2 separate regions of the Homo sapiens genome follow, and region 2 is linked to region 1. A link is a loop called in an ENCODE intact Hi-C map of the cell type or tissue named here. Cell type or tissue: OCI-LY7. All regions are shown on one strand. Each heading gives the region's core, and the rest is flanking DNA. Links, peaks and the distances in the headings are about the cores only. Region 1 overlaps TTC39C (tetratricopeptide repeat domain 39C). Region 2 overlaps TTC39C-AS1 (TTC39C antisense RNA 1).

Region 1 (2,919 bases), core at 221-2,720:
AAAGTATTTAAGGGAAAAAATAATTTCTTAGGTTTTCAGGTTAAACTTTTTTACGCATTTCATAGAACATGCACAGAGAATGATCGCCATATCAGAGGCTCGTGGCTTAAATATGGGTCATAGAGCTCAGTACTTTAGGGTCATGTGCTAAAAATATTTCTTTCATAGGTTGGTGCAGCATGATAGAGCTCAATTTCAAGGATGCATTTGATTCCTTTGAGAGGCTAAAAAATGAGTCCAGGTGGTCCCAGTGCTATTATGCCTACTTGACTGCAGGTGAGTCGCCCATGGTCCCTCAGTGTGCCTCTCTCTGTCGTGAATTAGCTCGCCTGACGTGGGCAGATGGGAGAATGATGGCAAGAGGAAGCAAAAGTTGTACCCCTCCACAGCCTTCCCCAGCATGTTAATGTTTTGTGCAACCAAGTAAATAGTGCTAGAATACTGTGTTCACTGACCCAGGTGAACACCCAGAAATTCAGTAGTGCCCAGGGTGCCCCTTCACCACACGCTTCCCCTCTGGGCCTGGCTTGGTCCTGTTTTGTGTCTTGGAAATGCATATTATGAGGTCTTCCCCGTTACTGTATATTTTGCCCTAAGTTGCCTCAACCTGTCTCTATCCCTTTACTTAATATGCTATGTTTTTTATTGGGATTCTGAAGAATTTTTAAGAATTGAACAGTCTTTTTTCAGTGTGTTAATTTTTTTTTTTTTTTTGAGTCTGGGTCTTGCTCTTTTTGCCAGGTTGAAGTGCAGTGGCCTGATCACAGCTCACTATAGCCTCAACCTCCCAGGCTCAAGCGATCCTCCTGCCTCAGCCTCCAGAGTAGCTGGGACTACAGGCATGCCCTACCACGCCCAGCCAATTTTTTAAAAAAAATTTGTAGCAACAAGGTCTTGCTATGGTGCCCAGGCTAATCTCTAACTCCTGGCCTCAAGTGATCCTCCTGCCTCAGCCTCCCAAAGCACTGGGATTATAGGCATGAGCCTCAGAGCCTGATCTGTGCTAGTATTTTTGTTTGGTTCGTGCCCTGGTTACAAAGTTGCATAGGTCTGAGTCATCTGCTCCAACCTTGTTTTACCTCATAACTCTATTATATTTACAGTATAATATTTTAGATGCAAGGTATTTACATTGCATATCGTTATTAACACCTGTATTCTGTTTTGAATTAAGTGTTTTTTTGCCCATGTATGAGGAGATAGAGATGTGCTGCCACCTGGTGGCCAAAGTAGTTGTCTGCATCCTTCAATACCTAAAAGGCCACGTGATTCAGAGTTGTAGAGGTGTGGAATTGAAGAAAGCCAAGCGGTTGTACCTTTTCTGCCTCTAAGCAACTTCATGTAAGCCTTTTCTGGTTTGTGTAATGAACTCTCCTCTTGCAGCCACATGAGTGGTTCTTTTACTTAAAATTCAAGACTAATCCAAACATTATTTTCAATACCTTCTTATTCTTAACGTTCAGATTTAATGACCATCTTCCACTTCCATTCTGCCCTCTTAACTGATCTATATAAAATAAGATAGGGTTGATGAACATTGACCAATAAGGATATTCTGGATCTCTTAAATTCCCTATAAAATTGCATCGGTCCATTAGCAAATGGACCCCAAAAGTCAGTGCAAAGCCCTCTTTTGTCCATATTCCGCATTGCAATCCCTGTTGACAGGCGTGTTCTCATGGCTCTGTCCCTGATGTTTGAATAAGCTTATTTTTCATATACTGGATAATATGCTGTGTCTCACACTTAAAGGATTGTTGTATAGAATTTGAAGACATCTCAGATGAAAGTAGCAGCTATTTGTTGAGTGACTCAGTGTGTTTAATACGTTGAAGAGTGGATGAATCCAGATTGAATAGCCCAGAAAAGAGAGGCCTGCACACAACTCCGCAGCCATTAGGTGTAATTGGGCCGCACAGTCGATGGTGGACAGCTATTTATTTTTTCATCTTTGTTGAGTTTCAAATACATAAATGTACAGCGTGGCTGTATAGAGGAACATTAATTCCCCCCCCCCAATATTTGGCAATCCCAGAACCATACCAATCATAGCAGAGGATAAGCATGAAAGATTCTGATCTCTGTTCCTGCATTGGGATTTTGTAGAGAGGATAAGATGTGGGTGAATAGCTCCAGTACAAAGAGTACATGAGGCAAGGCCAAGGCAGGCAGATCACGAGGTCAAGAGATCAAGACCATCCTGGTCAACATGGTGAAACCCCATCTCTACTAAAAATACAAAAATAAGCCAGGCGTGGTGGCGCACACCTGTAGTCCCAGCTGCTTGGGAGGCTGAGGCAGGTGAATCACTTGAACCCAGGAGGCAGAGGTTGCAGTGAGCTGAGATCGCTCCACTGCACTCCAGCCTGGCAACAGAGTGAGACTCTGTCTCAAAAACAAAAGAGTACATGAGGCAGGGAAGGAGCACCGTTACACTGTCCTGCAGGAGCTGCCATTTGGGCTGGCCGTGAGCTAGAGGGCATGGGCATTCAGGGACCCCAAACACTGCCACCAGGGCTTAGCTCCCCAGCATGTTAATGTTTTGTGTGACTATGTCAATAGTTTTGTACTTTTAAAAATTGTGATAAAATATGTAGCATCATTTACCATTTGAACTTTTTTAGGTGTATGTGTCAGTAACTCCAGATAACGCTCAGATTGTTTTGCAAACATCACCAGCATCCATCTCTGGAACTTCTTCATCATCCCAAACTCTACCCATTAAACAGAAACTCCCCATTCACGTTTTCCCCGAGACCCTGGTTACCACGCTTCTACTTCCTGTCTCTATGAATTTAAGTATTCTACCTACCTTGTGTATAAGTGAAATATATTTGTCCTTTTGTGTCTGGCTTATTTCATTTAGCATAATGTCTTCAAGGTTCATCCATGTTGTAACATGTGTCAGGATCTCCTTCC
Region 2 (2,919 bases), core at 168-2,667, 110 kb before region 1:
AGGACCAGAGTCATAACCCACGATTTAGACTCCTGGCCTAATCTCCTTTCCCCTCTGAGTCCAACTCATCCCCTCTGTAGCTCACCCTCACCATTCAACTTACAAACAGGTCATGAACACCTACTGCATGCTCTCGAATGTCCGAGGGAATCTGACTACACTTTAAGATTTGGAAACAAATCCACTCTGAGAAGCAAATGCCAATACTGCTGCTGCTTCCACCCAAAATAGATTCATATACTTTGTTAGATGAACCAAAAGGTATCTCCTTCTTCCTCCTGCAGTCAGGGGAGAAGCCTACTGATTGGAGAGAAGAGCTCGGACATGCCATTTGCCTTCTGTTTATGCAGGAAAAGATTAATACTACCTTAGCATAAGCCCAGGATTTTTAGTAGGAAACAAGGTAAAGTTACGTGAATAGAAGGAAAGTACCTTTCTTGTTTAGATAACAATGGGGAATCCAGATAGAAATTAGTCATAGTGCCACTGTTGGTTGGAGTGTAAATTAGTCCAACCATTGTGGAACGCAGTGTGGCCATTCCTCAAAGAGCTAAAAACAGAATTCCTATTCGACCCAGCATTCCCATTATTGGGTATATAACCAGGGAAATACAAATCGTTCTGTCATAAAGACGCATGTACACATGTCTTCGTAAAGACACATAATTCAACTGCAGCACTATTCACAGTAACAAAGACATGCAATCAAACTAAATGCCCATCAACTGTAGATGACATAAAGAAAATGTGGCACATATATACCGTGGAATACCACACAACCATAAAAAAGAATAAGATCATGTCCTTTGCAGGGACATGGATGGAGCTGGAGGACATCATCCTTAGCAAACTCACACAGGAGCAGAAAACCAAACACCACATGTTCTCACTTATAAGTGAGAGCTAAATGATGAGAACATATGGACACAAAGAGGGGAACCACAGACGCCAGGGTCTGCTTGAGGGTAGAGGCTGGGAAAAAGGAGAGGATCATAAAAAATAACTATTGGTCACTGGGCTTAGAACCTGGGTGATGAAATAATCTGTACAACAAACCCCTGTGACATGAGTTTACCTCTATAACAAACCTGGACATGTACCTCCAAACCTAAAATACCAGTTTAAAAAATTCTAGTGGAAAGATTTTTTTTGCTGTTAAACAATCCAGAGAAAACCCACCAGGGCACTGAATAGAACCTGCTACCATTTAACACTTCCCTTATCCATGGGACTGGAACTCATCTACTTTCCTCTCCAGGGACTCAGTAGACACATGTCTTGAAACCAGAGACGGCCTCTCCCTCTGCAGAACAAGTCAGTAGACAGACAAGAGAAGTAATGGACATTCACCCAAGGCTGCAAAATGTGCAAGTCATGAGGAGGGACCAAAGGAGAGGAAAACTTGATTATCTCTAAGGAAGAGGGAGGGATGGTAGATCCAGGGAACAGGGACTATCAATGAAAAGGAAGGAGATGGGTTAAAGGGAAGGGAGGCATAATGGGGAGAGAGAATGAAACTATCTGAAGACCAACAGAAGACCTGCAGTCACACTCAAAGACACACCCCAGTCAAGGGCTAGTGCAGGAGAGATCACTGCTTAAGCTTCCCAGGGGAGGAAAGCGGTGGAGGAGAGACAATGCCTTCTTCCCCAGTTTTGTCCCTGACTCTCTACAGCAGCAGAACAATGATCTCTAGTAAACACCTGCCTAAACCATTACTGCACTCCAGTGGCTATGTGGTTTATGAAAAGGCAGGTGAGGAGGCGTCCAACCCAAAGGGGGATGGTTTCCTGGCCCATGGTAACTGCTGTGGTTTCCCAGGGCAGCCATGAGTGTCCTCTCAGAGACACACATCCAACTGCAAAAACAGCCAGGTGAACCTCACTGGTCCACAACTATGTTCCCTTCCTTAGAGGCAAGTTAGTGATCCACCTATGAGCAGAAAAGGAAGGAACTTGCTGTATGGTTTGTTAAAAGAAAGACTTTAGATAAATTAACAGAGTTTAATTGAACAAAGAACAATTGGAGAATTGGGCAACTCCACCATCAGAATAGATTCAGAGCAACTGGCGCTGTCATGCGTCAGAGAGGATTTATGGACAGAAGAAAGTAAGTGACATAAAGAAAACAGAAGTGAGATACAGAAACAGTCAGGTTGTTTACAGCTCGGGGTCTGCCTTATTTGGCTACGGTTTGAACAGTTGGCTGCTGTGATTGGCTGAAACTCCGCTACTTGTTACAAGAGTTTGTTACAGTCTGTTTATGCATCCAGTTAGGCTACAGTTCACTATGTACGGAGAAATCTTTAGGCTAAAATACGTAAGAAGGCAGCTTTAGGCTAAACAATTTAATAGGTTTTACATAGCAACCCTTGACCTGATTTGCCTTCTAGTTAAAGGTAGTTAATTAAATCTTACTTCACCTTCAGTAGAAGAGCTGAATGGGTAAAGCTAGCACAACATAAAAATAGTGATATTAATTTCCCTACTCTCCTCCTTCTTAGAATTCCAAACATTTTGGGAACCTGTATTTATTTTGATGGATAATATGGATTTACAAAAAGATGCACAAAGGCATGACTGTTAGCATCACTGAAAAATGTAATACAACCAAAGTACACACAGTAAGGTTTTCTTGTGGTACTTTATTCTTCGAATGCATTTAAAGTATAATTCCAGGCCAGGCATGGGTGGCTCATGCCTGTAATCCCAGCACTCTAAGAGGCCGAGGTGGGCGGATCACCTGAGCTCAGGAGTTTGAGACCAGCTTGGACAACACAGCGAAACCCTATCTCTACAAAACATACGAAAATTAGCTGGGTGTGGTGACATGTGCCTGTAGTTCCAGCTACTCAGGAGGCTGAGGTAGGGGGATCACTTGAGCCTGGGAGGTGAAGGCTGCATTGAGCCATGATCTCGC

Evidence for each region. Peaks named below come from ENCODE experiments on the same cell type or tissue, not always from the same donor. Only the 100,000 strongest peaks of a DNase experiment are listed, where the experiment ranks them.
Region 2: a loop joins it to region 1, with 5 times the contacts of the local background. A loop is called at or near these places in 50 of 110 quality-filtered maps.

Annotation. Positions count from the first base shown.
Region 1 is chr18:24,117,957-24,120,875 of GRCh38, forward strand. TTC39C (tetratricopeptide repeat domain 39C) reads left to right here. Exons shown (of 14, transcript NM_001135993.2): 8 at 169-276. Among named protein-coding and RNA genes, the nearest start is that of CABYR, 20 kb to the right of the region's middle. In OCI-LY7, for the core only: a CTCF peak has its summit at 1,221 (motif pointing left); a DNase peak (open chromatin) is centred at 1,235.
Region 2 is chr18:24,008,088-24,011,006 of GRCh38, forward strand. The region is part of intron 2 of TTC39C-AS1 (TTC39C antisense RNA 1); the gene reads right to left. It also overlaps a transcript of TTC39C not described here. Among named protein-coding and RNA genes, the nearest start is that of TTC39C, 5.2 kb to the right of the region's middle. RefSeq lists an enhancer at 1,913-2,042. In OCI-LY7, for the core only: CTCF peaks have their summits at 1,722 and 1,922; DNase peaks (open chromatin) are centred at 1,774 and 2,154; H3K4me3 peaks cover 1,554 bases; H3K27ac peaks cover 1,939 bases.